2 separate regions of the Homo sapiens genome follow, and region 1 is linked to region 2. The links are chromatin loops, found by intact Hi-C in ENCODE. Cell type or tissue: PC-3. All regions are shown on one strand. Links, peaks and the distances in the headings refer to the core of each region. The heading gives the core; the rest is flanking DNA.

Region 1 (11,756 bases), core at 3,839-8,838, 250 kb after region 2:
TCTGCTGCTCTCTTCAGAGCTGGCAGACAGGAACGTTTAAATCTGCTGAAGCTGTGCCCACACCCACCCCTTCCCCCAGGTGCTCTGTCCCAGGGAGATGGGAATTTTATCTGTAAGCCCCTGACGGGGGCTGCTGCCTTTCTTTCAGGGATGTCCTGCCCAGAGGGGAGGAATCTAGAGAGGCAGTCTGGTTACAGTGGCTTTGCCAAGCTGCAGTGGGCTCTACTCAGTTCGAACTTCCGAAAGGCTTTGTTTACACTGTGAAGGGAAGACTGTCTACTCAAGTCTCAGTAATAGTGGATGCCCCTCCCCCTACCAAGCTTGAGCATCCCAGGTAGACTTCAGACTGCTGTGCTGGCAGTGAGAATTTCAAGCCAATGAGTCTTAGCTTGCTGGGCTCTGTTGGGGTGGGATCCGCTGAGCTAGACCAGTTGGCTCCCTGGCTTTAGCCCCCTTTCCAGGGGGGTGAACGCTTCTGTCACACTGGTGTTCCAGGTGCCACTGGGGTAGGAAAAAAAACTCCTGCAGCTAGCTCGGTGTCTGCCCAAATGGCCACCCAGTTTTGTGTTTGAAACCTAGGGCCCTGGTGGTGTAGGCACCTGAGGGGGTCCCCTGGTCTATGGGTTGCAAAGCCTATGGGAAAAGCGTAGTATCTGGGCCGGAATGCACCATTTTTCATGGCACAGTCCCTCACGGCTTACCTTGGCTTGGGGAGGGAGTTCCCCGACCCCTTGCGCTTCCCAGGTGAGGCAATGTCCCACTCTGCTTTGGCTTGCTCTCCATGGGCCGCACCCACTGTCTAACCAGTCCCAATGAGATGAGCTGGGTACCTCAGTTGGGAATGCAAAAATCACCCACCTTCTGCATTGATCTGCCTGGGAGCTGCAGACCAGAGCTGTTCCTATTTGGCCATCTTGCCAGCCACTTCCTAATCCTTGTATTTTTATGTGAACCAGTTACATGGTGCTAATATTTGAAATCGATAATAATTATTGAAAGATCTCCTTAGATACAAAGCATGGTGCCAGGCACTGTTAAAGAATAGAAGATGTAGATCCTTTTTTTCAGGTGCTTACAATCTAGTAAAATAGGACATAGACCGAGGAAGAGTAAATAATGACAGCAGTTAAGTTCAAAGGGAGGCAATGCTGCAAGGAAGTGCATGACCAGTGGCCACATGAGTTAGCTGTACCAAAAATCTATGAAAGCTTTGAAGAGGAAGGCTCATTTTAGATTGAGCTTTATAGAGTAGATGATAATTGAATCAAGTCATCAAGGGTAGGAGGGATGTGGATATATGAAGGTAAAGAAGGTTGGGTACTCCAAGTCTTGAAATCCCTTCTGTTAAAATCTTTTAAAAGGAAGCTGGATAATTTTCTCTGATGATCTGTTACCCATGACCCAACATACTGATATCAGTTTAAAACTCCTCTCTGCCCTTCACTATTTTTGCGTGCTCCCTAAATGGCCAGCCAACTAACATGGATTGGAGGAAGGGAGTGGTGGTCAAGAAACAAAGAAGATGACAGAATAAAGTCCTCCTGGGAGACCTGATAGTGGTTCTGTTTAATTTTACATTTTAACACGGATCAGGATGAAATAGATCCTCTTCACACCATACAATTTACAACCCATTTAAAACAAAAAATGATTATCCAGGCTGGACGCAGTGGCTCATGCCTGTAATCCCAGCACTTTGGGAGGGTGAGGCGGGCGAATCACTTGAGGTCAGCAGTTTGAGACCAGCCTGACCAACATGGAGAAACCCTGTCTCTACTAAAAATACAAAATTAGCTAGGCGAGGTGGTGCATACCTGTAATCCCAGCTGCTCAGGAGCTGAGGCAGGAGAATTGCTTGAACCTGGGAGGCAGAGATTGCGGTGAGCGGAGATTGCGCCATTGCACTCCAGCCTGGGCAACAAGAGCGAAACTCTGTCTCAAAAAAAAAAAAAAAAAAATTACTATCCCACTTCTATCCTTCTATCAAAAGTAACACATTTTAAAAGGCCCACAGTACCCATGCTTCAAAAAGTGAACCAAGGGCATGCAGAATTGTCAACTAGAGCTCAAGAGTGTTGAATAAGAAATCGTTCCAGCGTGGTGGTATCAGTATCTAAGGGAGGAACATAGGGGATAATCACTGATCATTTCACAATTGCAGTAAATGAATTCAGGAAAGAAAAAGAAAATGCTTAACACCTGGGCAATTAAATTCTTAATAATAAATTGGTGATGAGACTCGAATGTACTTTGTGTGTTGAAGGAAAGCAATGAAGTCCATTTCTACCTTAGTTGCCGATTGTACTTCCCGTTAAGCTATTAAGTTCAAAGGTGCAGTTTCCCCCCAGGAAATAAAACCTTCCAGATAAAGCTTTCCCAGTTCTTCATTCCACTCTGTGCTGGCTGAGTTTTCATTCTAAGCACTTGCTTGAGCATTTTGGGGAATCTTCTTCTCAACAGGGCGTTGATATTTGAGCAGAAAAGAAAATTGTTCTTATTTCTGACTCAAAGGTGGTATATTTACATAAGCCCCTCTTTCATTTAAATCTGTCTTAATCCTCAAGGATTTAGTAATTGAAATGCAAAATGCATTTTTTTATCAATGGAAAAAAAACATAAGAGAAAACAAACAGTACAGATAAAGAATTTTTAAAAACTATTTTCTTTTTTATTTTCATGTTGTCTTGCCTAAAAGCAGTGTGGTTTCAAGATAAGTGTTTGTATTTACCTGATCTGGGTTGAAAACAAATGTGTACATATATGCATATGAAGGGGTTCAGAACATGCCATTCTAAAATATGTTGCTTTGGCATGCTGATTATTTTGAGCTAAAAGAAATTGAGAACCAACTCTTTATCTCAACTGCCTAAAATAAAGTATAAATTTCCTCTTTTATAAAGGAAATTTACATTTATAAAGGAAATTTTCATTAGTAAAGGTATTTGTTCCAGGAAGATGGCCATCCCTGAAGACAACTTTTATCACCTGAGAGACTCTTATCTGTATAACAAGGCAGGCAACTTTTATTCACTATACATTTCCTCCTCTAGCCTTCCCACAATTTGCCTCCACCACCCCTGAGCAGCCCCAAACCCCTATTCCTTTCTGTAACCGCAGACAATATGAAAGTCTCAATCACCTGGCTGCTTAGTTTCATATATCTGTGGGACTCCTATGTGTACATATGTAATTATTTTTCTCCTATTAATCTATGTCAGTTTAATTCTTAGACCAGCCACAGAACCTAGAAGGGTATAAGAAAGCATTTTTCCCTCTCAAACACGTATGAAATAAGGAAGATATGAGGTTATAATTTCATTTGAAAGTACAATGTAATCATTTTAATCTTATTTTCAACCCATCTCTAAGTTCAAGATAATTTTGAAAATCCTTATTTTCAATTTCATAGCTGAATTGAAAGGCAGCTGGTCTACATTATCACTCCAACAAATACATTAAAACATGGTTAATTATCTCTTATGGCTGCAAGAGCATGGCCAATGTGGAATTTATTCTGTGTCTTGAATGGCTTTCTTGAGAGTTATTACAAATTTTTCCTGTGGTGAGGTGCTAATTACAAGTGCTCAGTTCTGCCCCAGAAGACCTGCTGCCAAATCAGAGACAAGGCAAAAGCTCCTGGTTTGCATCCATTTCTAAATTTGTTTTTCCACCTACTCCAGCTTTATTTTTACTTTTGGGGATGTTAGAGAAAGGCATTTTGTTTTTACAAACAAAAAATTCTTAAACCGTAAATATCCTTGTCATTACTTCAATTAAAAAAAAGCATTTTGTTGGATAATCTCAAAGTTTCTTCTAGCTTTAAAATCCTTCTATGGATTGTAATTTTATTTAGTCCTTTTCACATTATCACTAATATCCTTATTTGCATATACTTTTTAAAATAATGATTTTTTTCTTCTCCACGTGGGTTGCTGTGTTTAAATAATGCTACTTATTTGCATTCTAATATAGGAGGAAGGGAGGAGAGTAATATGGTCTCTTTCCACATAAGCAAAGTTGTCCACTAATCAACATTATTGGCAATACTAAAGCCACTAGAATCTTAAAATTATTTCGTTTTTGTTTTATATTTCTTATTTTATGCTATAGAGTAAAGGATATATAAAAGACTCAAAGGTGCACATTAGACTTACTTTTGCATGTTAAAAAGAAATCTAGCCTATTAGGCTAAGGTGAGGGTCTAGCATGGACTGGCTCCTACTTACCTCTCCAATTCCATTTTCAGCCCCTTTACCCTCCCTCCCTTAATTCCCCCAGTTTGTTTTAGGCCTAAACAGACCTTTTCTTTCCTAAAACAGGAGGAGTTTTTTCCAGGCTCAAGGCTTTTCCATTTATAATTCCCTTTGTGAGGTAAGGAAGGAACTCCCCCTCTCCCTTCTTATTCTTCAGATCTTGGCCTTAAATATCAATGCCTCAGAAAGATTTAGAGAACCATCCCTATCTAAGTAGATTCTCACCTCTGTAAGTTTCTTAACATTGCACTATTTCCTGCAAAGAATTTATTGTACTATATGTGTGTTATTTATAGTATGTTCCATAAAGATAGAATTCATCAATGTACCTGGAATTAGCACAATGCCATGCACAGACTAATCTCTCTGTTGAAAAAATAAATGAACAGGAGAGCATTAACTCTGAGCAACTTTATTCTGGAAATGCCCCAGCTCAAGCCTGAGAATATTATTATTACCAAGGTAACTTCCAGCTAGAATAAGTAGTGCTATGAATTTAGCTCTATGGTGAAACGAGAAAGCTTATTCTCAGGGCCACAAAGTAAGAGAAGAAGCATGAGTAGAAAATCATGCACACATAAATCATGTGCAGAACCCAGGTGTAATCCTAAGGGTTGTGGCTGACACCCCTCTTGAAATGGCCTCATTGCCTGGGGTGGCACCTGAAGTTCTTGGTCTTGTGGCCAAGGAAAGCAAGGACACAAACACACCAAGGGTGAGGTTAGAGCAGAAGTTTAATAGGCAAAAGAAACAGCTCTCTGCTGCAGAGTGGGGTCCCCAAAAGTGTTGCCATTCTGCAGGGAAATGCAAGGGTTTTTATAAATGAGTTAGTGGGGAGGGGGTATCTTATTTACCTAGGGCATGAAAAACAGGTTAGAACCAGGTGTGCCATCTGCACAGAGCACAAATCTCTGGCAGCCCCCACCCCTACCTTTTATTATGCAGACGGCTCCTTGGCCTGAGCTTCTTCGCATTGCTTATTTCTTTCCTACTGTGCATGTGCTGAAAAAGGGGAGGTAGATCCCGCACGGTGGACATGCCTGGCCCCAGGTACTCCTTTTTTGTTGGTGCGGCTGCAGGCATCTCCCCATGAGTATGTCGTAAAAAGGAAAGGAATGTGCTCACTAAGGCCCATTGTGTTTACTGGGATCCACCGTATGTATGTGAAACTTGCCAATTACCCAGGAAGCTCCACCTCTGTGTCATAGCTGCTTCCTTATCTGTGTTTGCAGCCTGATCTTCCAGGCTGCTCTTTGTTAAAAGGTAAGTGATTTCCTGGGCTGCTTTTTGTTAGAAGGGAAGTTCTGCCGAGAACTCTTTGCCCTGTCTGCCTAGCTAGTGTCTTTCTACCTCCTCTCTCACTATAACAAAAACAGGTTAACAAGAGAAAAGCCTAACAAACTTATTTTATCAAAGTTTTATGTGATACGGGAGGCTTCAGAATGAAAATCCCCAAACCTAGGGAAAATTGTCTGTTTTTATGCTTAGGTTCAATGAAGAATAGACAGTTGCGTAGAAATGTGATTGGATACAGGGTATGATCTAATGGTAATCAACTGAGGGGAGAAACCTAGCAAGGCCTGTCTGTTCAGATTCTTGAAATTCCTCTCTGGGAAGCATTTCATCCTCCAAGGTATGGGGCAGAATTCCTATGGAATGAGGTTCTTCAAGTGAAAAGGGAAAAAGAGGTCTTTCTAGGTTTTATGACTTGTTTTGGGGAACAGGAGTTTTAATTGCTATGAGTCACCTTGGGGAAGAGGAATACTAGTTTATAGGCCTGCTTTGGGGAGGAAAAAGGATGGGAGACAAGAGGATAAGAGAAGGTCAGAGAGAGACTTTGCTTCTGTGGTTCTTCCAGCCTCTTTCATTTCAAAGTACTCAGCATACCAAAGACATCATACCTTGGGCTGTTGTGTTCTGAGCCCTAACAGTGCCATCTCCCTCTAAGTATAAAATGATAGAGTTCATCTAGGCTTCATTAGGAGTAAGACTAAGTGGGTAAACATAGGAGTGGAGGGAAAGTTTGCCATTTGCCTTCTGAAGGTTTGCTGAAATGAACTGACAGTAGGGAGATTAACAGGAGAAAAAGGCATACAAATTTATTAACATGCAAGTGTGTACAGAAGCCATACAAAATATGAAACTCAAAGAAGGGTCAGATGGTTGAGGTTTAAAAATCTTCTTCATAGGGGAGAGGGAATGGGGGATGTGGGCAATTTTGAGGGGTAGTAAATGATTTTCAGGATAATTGAATGAGCCCAAAGAACAGACATTGTTCTGGAACAAAACTTCATTCTGAGCACTAGGGGAGGTGGTGGGATAGTGACGGTCAGAACTTCCCTGTGAACGGAGGTTCTTATATTATGTAAATAAAGTCTCCCAGGTAATCTCTTGGAGCTGCTCTCAGAAAAATGAATAAAAAGTCTGTCCGAGCATGGTGATGATGTTTAGTCTTTTCTCCAGTGGTTAATCTTGCCTAGTTATTTGATGAGATTCCTAGGGAGGGGGTCTTAAGACAATTGCATTTCTTTTGAAAGAAGTTTTCCTCAGTCAGACAAGGGAAATACCAGAGATAACCTCTCCCTGTGCTTGGGGTTTGGGGTAGAAATAAGAGAAGGCTAGAAACTCCTCGGTTCTTAGCCTTTCCAAGTTCCTTTAATTCAGAAGTGTTCGGCATGACAAAGCATCATACTTTGGGGTATTGTTCTCTGCACTCCAACAGTGGAAGTGGTGAATAATGTTGGTGTTTCTGCCCAGATTCCTTTTAGCACCCATGCTCCCATTCCCTTGGACTTTCCTTTGCTTCTAACAGCTAGCATCTGGGGTTCTTTTTGGAGGACTGTGCCTGTACTGCTACAGCCTGCTTTGCTGGCAGCATAGAGAGCAGGCAATGGCTGGGAATTACATTCTCCACCCCCATCCCATGATTGGGAGGTTTGGGAGTATGAAATAAAAGCCCCAGGCTCCTTGCCTAAGAACAGAAGTTTCCCTGATTTCATCAGGCTGGAGCCATCCTTGGCTAGATGCACCATTGCTTGGCTTCCTCCTTTTCCCTGCTCCTGCTCTTCTTCCTTAGAGATTTCTCCTGGGAGCACTGCCTTAGTAAATCACATGCATTTGAATCCTCAGAAACCTCATTTTAGGGTCTACTACTGGAGGACTAGTCTTAAGACAGTGGGACAAAAGTTCTTGGGATTTTCCCCCCTTAATCAATATGCACATGTTGACTACCTATGTGTAAGGCAGTCTAGAGAAGCAGAGAAGAGCATTCTAAGCAAAGAGAACAGCCAAACAAAGGCATGGAGCCATGCACGTGACTAACTGTCCAAGTACTTTAACATGGCCAGCATGGAAGGTATGGAAGGTACAGGGAATAATAGTCAAAGACGGGGCTGGAAGGTGTCACTTGAGGCCACATTATAATAGACTTTGAAGTGATGCTAAGAAGTAAAAAAAAAAAAAGAAAGAAAGAAAGGAAAAGAAAAGGAAAAAACCTATGGGGAGAAAAAAATAACATTTTTCCCCTACCTGCCTAGGTCCTAGCCTCCATCTCGGGCCCTGGAAATCTAACTGACAAAAGACAGATTAACAAAAGAAAAACAGAATTTACTAACACATGTAGTACACATACATGTGGGAGAAACTCAGTGATGAGTAACTGAAAACGATGGTTAGAATTTGAGTTTATATAGCATCTTCACAAAAAACCAGCCCATTTAGATGTGACAAGACAAAGGAAAAGGTTTTAAGCTTTCAAGGGTGGTAAACTGTGGAAAGGTAAGTGTATGGGGGAAACAAAAGGAATAAGGTTTGTTTTCATATGTCCATGTCAGTGCCAACTTTCTGTCTTCTTCATGGTCATGAAACTTCCCTAGGAGAGAGGATTTATGGCAGTCCTTATTTTCAGAAGTTTCTGCTTTTAGTCAGACAAGGGAGGCGCTGGGAAGGCTGCTTCTGTATCTGTTGAATCTGAAATGACTTTAGCTCAAAATACTTCTTATGCTAAAGTGGCATATTTTGGGGTGGCGTATTTCGATCCCCTACAAACCCAATAAGTAAATTGAGCCCTTACCATGTGCTTTCCATTTAAATAATCCTCACAAAAACATTTTAAAGGTTGTACTATTAATATCCCCATTTTGTATCTGAGGGAGTCAAAACGTAGAAAGGTTGTTTAAGGACACCTAAAAAGAGTCAGAGCTGGAATCCAAGCTTGTCTGACTTCCAAGCCCATGAGTTGGTCTATTCTTCAAAAAACGTGAAGTAAAATGTCGTTGTTAATCAGTAACTCTAGAGCAAGTCTGGATTGGACTAGGGAGAGAGGGGAGGCATAGACTCCAAACTGAGCTCCCATTTCCATTGTTATTGCAGAAGTCTTTTATGAAGAAATAATGATGGCTTGGACCAGGGTGATGGTGGTAAGGACATGAGAAAACTGGATGGTTTTAAAGATGTCTATTCTGCTTAAAAGTGCTTTACTCAATTGTGCTACCCAGGTCAGGCTATGAGTTTGATTTAGAATACGAGTCTATTCCCAGCAGAGTTAGAGGGCAAATTGACAAGAACCCATTTATTCAACAATGTGTATTGAACTGTCACTATATTGTGCTGGATGATACCAATTAGGTGACACTACTGGAATGAAAGCGTATATATTTCTACTGAGTCAGTAACCATTTTAGTTTGTCTAAGAACCCACCAATATTCAGAAATCAAAACAGATATGTTTCTTGTTTTGAGGTTTGTTTAAAGCCATCAAGATCATAAAGATGATGAGTTCTCATACCAATTTCACAAGGACAACTAGGAACTTATTTTTGTTGCTTTTTGTTTTTCATAGTCAAATTCTTAAGCTTACATACCAAAAAGGTACTTTCTAATATATTTTTCCCCTGGTCAACATTTCTTGAGAAATATTGTGGCTGGTTTAATCAAGGTATTGTTAAAAAAAAGTGGGGGGTTAGAAAGGACAGTTAAAATGGTATTAAATGTACATATAATATCAAATCCAGAAGGCTGCTGCTTTCATAACAAACTAGATTCAACAGTATTAAAAAAAATCTGCTGTGTTTTAGGAATTTATCCTGCAGATACACTTGTACATGTATGAAATAACCAACTTACAAAAATAGTCCAGCATCTTTATAGTAGTAAAAGATTGAAAAGAATCTAAAAGTCCATCAATAGGAGACTGGCTAAATAAAGTTTGGTATATCCATTCAACAGAGTACTACATAACTTTAAAAATGAATGGGGTGGCTCTGCAGGTATCTATATAGCTTTTATGGTTTTTTTTGAGACAGGGTCTTGCACTGTCACCTAAGCTGGAGTGCTGTGGCATGATCTCAGTTCTTTGCAACCTCTGCTTCTGGGGCTCAAGTAATCCTCCCACCTCAGCCTCCCAAGTAGCTGGAACCACAGGTGTGAGCCAGCAAACTGGGCTAATTGTTTTATTTTATTTTTGTAAGACGGGGTCTTGCCATGTTGCCCAGGTTGGTCTCGAACTCCTGAGCTCAAAGCGATCTGCCTGCCTGGGTCCCCCAAAGTGCTGAGATTACAGGCATGAGCCACTGTGCCTGACGCTAAGTATCTATATAGCTTTAAGATGTATTACTAAAGGAAAAACACAGAGTGCAGAACAGTGTGTTATAATTTATGTACAAAAGGGGATGGTTACATGCACACACATATATTTACATACATACTTTGGTTATGCATTGAATGTTTCTGAGCTATAGGCCATGGGACAAAAACAAGGCTTAAATGGGTGGGAGTCAGGTGAGCAAAGAACACTTCTTTTCACTATGTATTCCTTTTTTTTTTTTAATTCTCAAAATAAATATGTGTATTTTTTTCCCTGTAAGGATAAACAAAAATTTGGTTTTCATTTAACACCATTTCATTGATTTTCTAATGTATATATAACTTTTATTTAAATTATGATTTAACTGGCAGTGGAATTATAGGGTTTTTCCCCCACTCCTTCTTTATGTTTTATTAGAATTAAATAAAGCTGCACTGGCTATCCACTTGTTGTTCAGGAAACATTACCAGGGTCATGATCTGCAGAGGTCAATATTCCCTTAAGGTTTAGGTTTATACAGATTGTACCTCTTTTGGAAAGCTTCTTAATCTAACTTTATTGGCTTAAAATGTAATGTCTTTTGCCCTGTAATGCATCCATGTATCATTTCCTCAAGTACTAGTAAAAATGCTTAGGAAAGGCATAGGCTTTTCACATATTATCATGCTGCTTGAAGACACAACTTCCTGGGCCTGGACTCCATTAAGAGAAGGAGCAACAAAATGCTTTGTTCTCTTGGTAAAGGTGATGGAAGTGAAGAGCATTAAAAAAATGGCATAAAGAGATAATCAGTTTCACAGTGTGAATATTCAAACCGAAACCCATGCTTCAAAGGCAAAGTTGGTGAAAAATTACTTGTTTCTACAAGTAATCTAGATCTCTCCAATAACTTTCATATATACATACTTTCTTCATATAACATTTTCTTTTGTTTTTTAAAAAGACAATCTTGCTCTGTCACCCAGACTAAAGTGCAGTGGCATGATCATGGCTCACTGCAACCTTGACCTCCCGGGTTCAAGCGACCCTCCCACCTCGGACTCCCGAGTAGTTGGGACTACAGGTGTGCACCACCATGCCTGGCTAATTTTTTATTTTTAGTAGAGATGGGGTCTCACTACATTGCTCAGGCTGGTCTGCAATCCTCCCACCTTAGCTTCCCAAAGTGTTGGGATTACACGCATGAGTCACTGCACCCAGCCAAGATTTTCTTTTTAATTCTACATGAAATTAGTTTTCATGCTTCCAACTAATTGCTCTTCTAAAGATATGTTTGATTCATTTGTTTTTTTCTTTTCTGGCTTATATAAAGTGGATAGAAGGTAATGATAGAGGAAACCAACAGGAAGGAGTAAGAGCATGTTTTCTTTCTCTTCTGCCATCCAGTCCCCCTCTAGTACCCTTTATTAGTGTGTGTATATATATATATTTTGTTGTTGTTGTTTTGTTTTGAAATGGAGTCTTGCTGTCACCCAGGCTGGAGTGCAGTGGCATGATCTCGGCTCACTGCAACCTCCCAGGTTCAGGTGATTCTCCTGCCTCAGCCTCCTGAGTAGCTGGGATTACAGGCATGCGCCACCATGCCCGACTAATTTTTGTATTTTTAGTAGTGACAGGGTTTCACCATGTTGGCCAGGCTAGTCTTGAACTCCTGACCTCAAATGATCTGCCCGCCTCGGCCTCCCAAAGTACTGGGATTACAAGCATGAGCCACCGCGCCTGGCCCATTAGCACATTTTTAACAAGGAGCAGCTGGTAAAGAAATGTGGCTTGCCAAATTCCAGTCCTAATGTCACGAGAATATAGAAGGGAGTGTTTGGAACTGAAAGAAAATAACAACTGGTACAATTCATACTTACTTTATACAAAATTTTGTTCATTCTATATGAAATTTTGTTTTTATGCTTCCGATTAATAGT
Region 2 (5,000 bases), core at 1-5,000:
AGAGATGACAATAAAAGAATTGGCAGAAAACCCAGATGAAAAAAACAAGAAATAAGTAAAACACTGTGGTTACAGATGGCAAACGATCCTACAAAGTAGATGGTACCTATGAAGAGAAGGTACCAACTGCTCCCTAAACCTTACTGTATCTAGAATTTTTATAGAAATTTTAAGAAGTTCAAAGACTTCTGAGTATTTTTTAAGTGTAAAAGGTAAAAGTGATACACAGATGGTTTAAAAAAATTCAAACACTACCAACAGTTATGTATATTCATCACCTTTTTATAGAAGTCAGCTGAAGTCATAAAATTAGTCAACCTTGTGGAACATCTGACCCATATCCTTATCAGCTAAGAAGATAGTTTTAAAAGAACACTCCACTTTAGTATGATTAGAAAGGACAAAGGTAGATGACTCAGGGAGCTGGAAAGGTATGCTAACAGAAATGGAGTTCCAAATACCAACCTGCTTACGTCACAATCTGTTCCAGTAAAGTCCTTAGTAAAGGACTCTTTACTAAAATCATCTTGTATCTCCCTTCTTGTTAGCCTGCCTGTGGGCAAAAGAAGTTTCAGAAACTTTAACACCATTTCTTTAACACCATACTTTCTCTGTGGGGTGGAAATTGGAATTGGAGGGACTGGCAATGTTCAAATAGTAGTATTACCACCTAAACCCACACTCTGATTTTCCTAATGAATTCAATTCTGTGGGACTGGACTGTCCTCTACTTTGGACACAAAGGCAGTAGTTAGAGACCCTGGTCCAACAATAAAACCGGGAGTCTATCAAATCAAATATGTAACTGCCATTAAAGTTCCATGTATTTGCTATTGCTATTTCTAAAGTGAAATTATAGACATGTAACCAGTATGGAATTAATAATCATGGGCTTGTTGTCAGTTCCTTTATCAGGTCCCCATTTCTGAAAGTCCTGTACACGAAGGAATGTGAAGGAAGGTAATCCCGAGGGAAATTCAAAAACTGTTCAATTCATCATGAAATCAAAAGTTGAAGCTTTGGCAATATTTGCTAAATTAGTATGTCTGCTTAGTGTCAGTATTTCTATATATTACTGTTTTAAAACTTTATGTCAAAGAAATGATGAGACTCTTTGGTATTCAGCCATGTCCTCAGAGCCATTTCTTTAAATGCCACTAATTCCTTTTTGTGGAATACTTTTTAGAATCTCATTTGTGTGTGTATCTCCACATACACACAAAACAAGTCTCTAATGGCTTTATCATTGGCTAGTTGCAGCTGGGAAATCTTCACATGCTCAAAGCAAATCATCCTATATGGCATACTATATCAGATGCTTGGCCAGATTGCCTCAAGATTTTTTTCTTTTAATGTGCAAACTTTAAATGCACAGTGTACTACGGTTCACCTTCAGAAAAAAAAATGCTATGTATCTGTACTCTGCACACATAAACTGTAACTTCCTCAGACTTCCTTATAAATAAACAATAGCTTTTAATGTTTTTTGTATTGATAGACTAAGAAAAAGTCTCAGCAATTTTATGGAACAAAACAAAAAATCCATTGGAGCTAAATACCACATTGATGCATGCTATTCTCTTCATGCCAATTCTCTACCCTATGACCCTACATAACTCCTCCCTGTTCACAAATATACCTTCACTCTTTTGATCCTATTAAATATTGAAATGAAAAAGTCGTTTTTTTGTTTTTTTTTTTTTTTTGAGACAGGATCTCACTCTGTTGCCCAGGCTGGAGTGCAGTGGTGATATCATAGCTTACTGTAGCCTCAAACTCCTGGGCTCAAGTGATCTTCCTACCTCAGCCTTCCAAGTAGCTGGGACTACAGGTAGATGCCACCATGCACAGCTAACTAAAAAAAAAAAATTTGTAGAGGTGAGGTCTATGTTGCCTGTGCTGGTAAAAAAGCCTTCTTTAGAGAATATTTTGTATAGAAATGAAAATACATCACCACCAGGGGTCAGTGCCAGCCATGTGACTTCAACAGGTTTTAAATTAGCGCTCAAGAGAACTCGTCAGCTCCAATACCTTCTTGAACAGGCCCCGTACTTCCTCGTAACTCTGATCTATTTCCCATCCCTGTCCATGCCCAACGTGTAAGCTTGGCCAAGACCAAGACACTCTCATAACCTCTCTGGAAAACAATGAAATGGTCAAATAAGCTACATATGCTGGCTTGTCCTTTCTTGCTCTAATTTAAAACATTAACCTTTATATATATATAAAAATTTTTTTACTTATGTAGTTAAATATCAAGATAATCTTATTATTACATTTAGTTAACATTTACAAAGAAGGAGCAGAGCATTATCCATAACGCTATAAACTGGGTTCTTATTAGCCATAATTCATAAAACATGAACTCAAAAGACTTCTCACAAAACATCTATGTACTCACTGAGAGCTAAAACAAAGCATTCAACACAAAAGGTAAGAACGAGTAAAACCTCACAATATAAAATTTCAATGCCTATCTATAAAATATGTCCTTCAATCTAGTATTTATGAAAAACTATTTTTATCTAAAAAGTGGTTAAGGCAGGAGGATCACTTGAGGCCAGGACTTTAAGACCAGCCTAGACAACATAGGGAGACCCTGTCTCTACAAAAAAAAAAAAAAAAAAAAAATTAGCTGGGCCTGGTGGCACAATGCCTGTAGTCCTGCCTACTCAGGAGGCTGAGGCAGGAGGATCCCTTGAGCCCAGGAGTTCGAGGCTGTAGTGAGCTATGACTGTGCCACTACCCTCCAGCCTGAGTGACAGAACAAGACCTCATCTCTAAAAGAAAATAAAAAATAAAGATAAAAATTAAAAGTGATCATCTGAAATGACAAAGGCATATGAGGTCAGTTTTCTGAGGGCCAAAGAAATAAAGAAAGCTACCAAAGATGTTCTGAAAATACATACACTAAAATGGGGTCAGTAAATAGGCTAGATAATAAGTATTTCAGGTTTTGTTACAAGCCATACTGTCTCCACTCCAACTATTCAACTCTGCCATTGTTGCAAAAAAGCAGTTATAGACAATACATAAATGAATGTGTGGGTGTGTTCCAATAAAACTTTACTTACAAACCAGGTGGCTGACTCTGCTAATTGTCAACTCATACACAAAAATATAGATCCACTGGTATGACAATGTTTATGTCACACCTTTGATATAAGGCTGACATGAGAAATGTTACTCTAAATGGCTGTTCTTCCACAGTAATTTCTTTTTACTTAGGAATATAAAATATTATTTGCATTTTTTTTAAAAAAAGACCTATGTTCACTTTTAAAAATTACATTTTGAAAGGAAAATTGATCTCTATAATAATCTCTAAGACCTGAGAAAGGAAACCTATGGGAAAGAGAAGAGTAGGACGAGGAGGCTAGAAGGAGGAATCCAAAAGAACCAAGGTGAACAAACATTAGCTCAAGATTTGTATTCTCAGAACTATCTGCAAAAGCTGGTAACATGCATATCGTATATAAAACACATTTGTGCCCTCAAGAAACTCATGACGTAGTTGAAGAGCAAACTTATTTTTTGCCTCTGCATTCCAAAATTTTCAAGATTAAGGGCATATGGGATTGCAAATACATTTTCTGAAGAAGCTTAAAACTTATGCTTCAAAATAAAGACACTTTTAATGAAGACTTACACTTTTATAAACAGAAAAAGACGGCATAAAATCATGTTACATCTAGAATTTATTTTATATTTCTATTCTTTTGTCCTATATCAATTCTGTATTACTATCAGTAACTATGGCTCACTACATGGGCATAGCCTCCTGAAAGAATTTATCAGAACTTTCCTGGGAATGGGGTAGGGTAGTACTGAACCGAAAAAATCCCATGATTCCTCTTCTCCTTCCTTCTCCACCCTCTGACCCCCACTTCAAGAATCCCTACTATATATCATGATCTCTCAAAGTACAAAAGATAGATTTCTCCACTGAAAAAAACTAATTCTTGAACCCTAAAATATATTGAACATAATAAATCTGCGTACCTTCCTTCAAGTAGGCTCTGTCTCCGAAAAGTTAAGTTTGTACAGTAGAAAACAAAAAATTCCCAGGTCTGCAAGCAAGAATTAAGACCAAAACCACTGTCAGGAACAGTGGTTCATGTCTGTAATCCCAGCATTTTGGGAGGCCAAGGCAGGTAGATTGCTCGAGCCCAGACGTTTGAGACCAGCCTGGGCAACATGGCGAAACCCCATCTCTACAAAAAAAATACAAAAATTAGCCAGACATGTTGGTAAATGCCTGTGGTCCCAGCTATCCAGGAGGCTGAGGTGGGAGGACACAAGCCCAGGGAAATAGAGGCTGCAATGAGCCTTGATCATGCCATTGTACTCCAGCTTGGGTGACAGAGTGAGACTGTCTAAAAAAAAAAAAGAAAAAAGAAAAAAGGAAACTACACTTCTACACCCAGGTCCATCATAAATTATATAAGTGAGGTTACTTAAATTAGGGTAATTCCTAAGCAAAAGTTATAAGTGTTTCGGGGGGGCGGGGGGGTGTGGGAATAAATAGTGCCTAAATTTATTATAATTTTAGGCTGTTCCCAAACATTTTTAAGAATCTGACTGAATTTACACCTACTTATTTTCTTAAACAACATACCTATCCAGAAGAATTCTAACTCTTTCTTGGAAGAAAATACTATTAAATCTACTACTTAAAAGTAGAAAAATAAATCACAATTCATTCACTAGGGTCAAGGAAATTAAAGACCAAAATAGACCCTAAAAAAAAATGCATATTGTAACTGTTAAGCATTACAGCCAAGAGGAATTTTAGCTTTAACATCAAAAATAAGAGGCTCCTCAGAGAGAACATTACGTGAGATTTTTATTTTTTAGCTTTTTTTTTTATAGTGAGAATGTTATGTATAGTTTTTAAAACATTAAGAACTGAAAGACATTTTCCACATATGCAAATAAACGTACCTCTAACTAGGAACTATATATATAATTTTCTCATTAGGAAAAAACAAGAGAGATTC

What was found. A loop is a pair of places that touch in the nucleus more often than their neighbours do. Peaks named below come from ENCODE experiments on the same cell type or tissue, not always from the same donor. Only the 100,000 strongest peaks of a DNase experiment are listed, where the experiment ranks them.
Region 1: a loop joins it to region 2, with 2.4 times the contacts of the local background. A loop is called at or near these places in 2 of 110 quality-filtered maps.

What each region holds. Positions count from the first base shown.
Region 1 is chr2:63,608,891-63,620,646 of GRCh38, reverse strand. It overlaps a transcript of WDPCP not described here. Among named protein-coding and RNA genes, the nearest start is that of MDH1, 26 kb to the right of the region's middle. RefSeq lists enhancers at 4,492-5,354, 5,355-6,217. In PC-3, for the core only: no CTCF peak of the experiment used is centred there; DNase peaks (open chromatin) are centred at 5,416 and 5,906; H3K4me3 peaks cover 1,889 bases; H3K27ac peaks cover 1,661 bases.
Region 2 is chr2:63,858,394-63,863,393 of GRCh38, reverse strand. All of the region lies in intron 3 of UGP2 (UDP-glucose pyrophosphorylase 2), which reads right to left. Among named protein-coding and RNA genes, the nearest start is that of UGP2, 19 kb to the right of the region's middle. In PC-3, for the core only: a CTCF peak has its summit at 1,953 (motif pointing right); a DNase peak (open chromatin) is centred at 413; H3K4me3 peaks cover 85 bases; H3K27ac peaks cover 911 bases.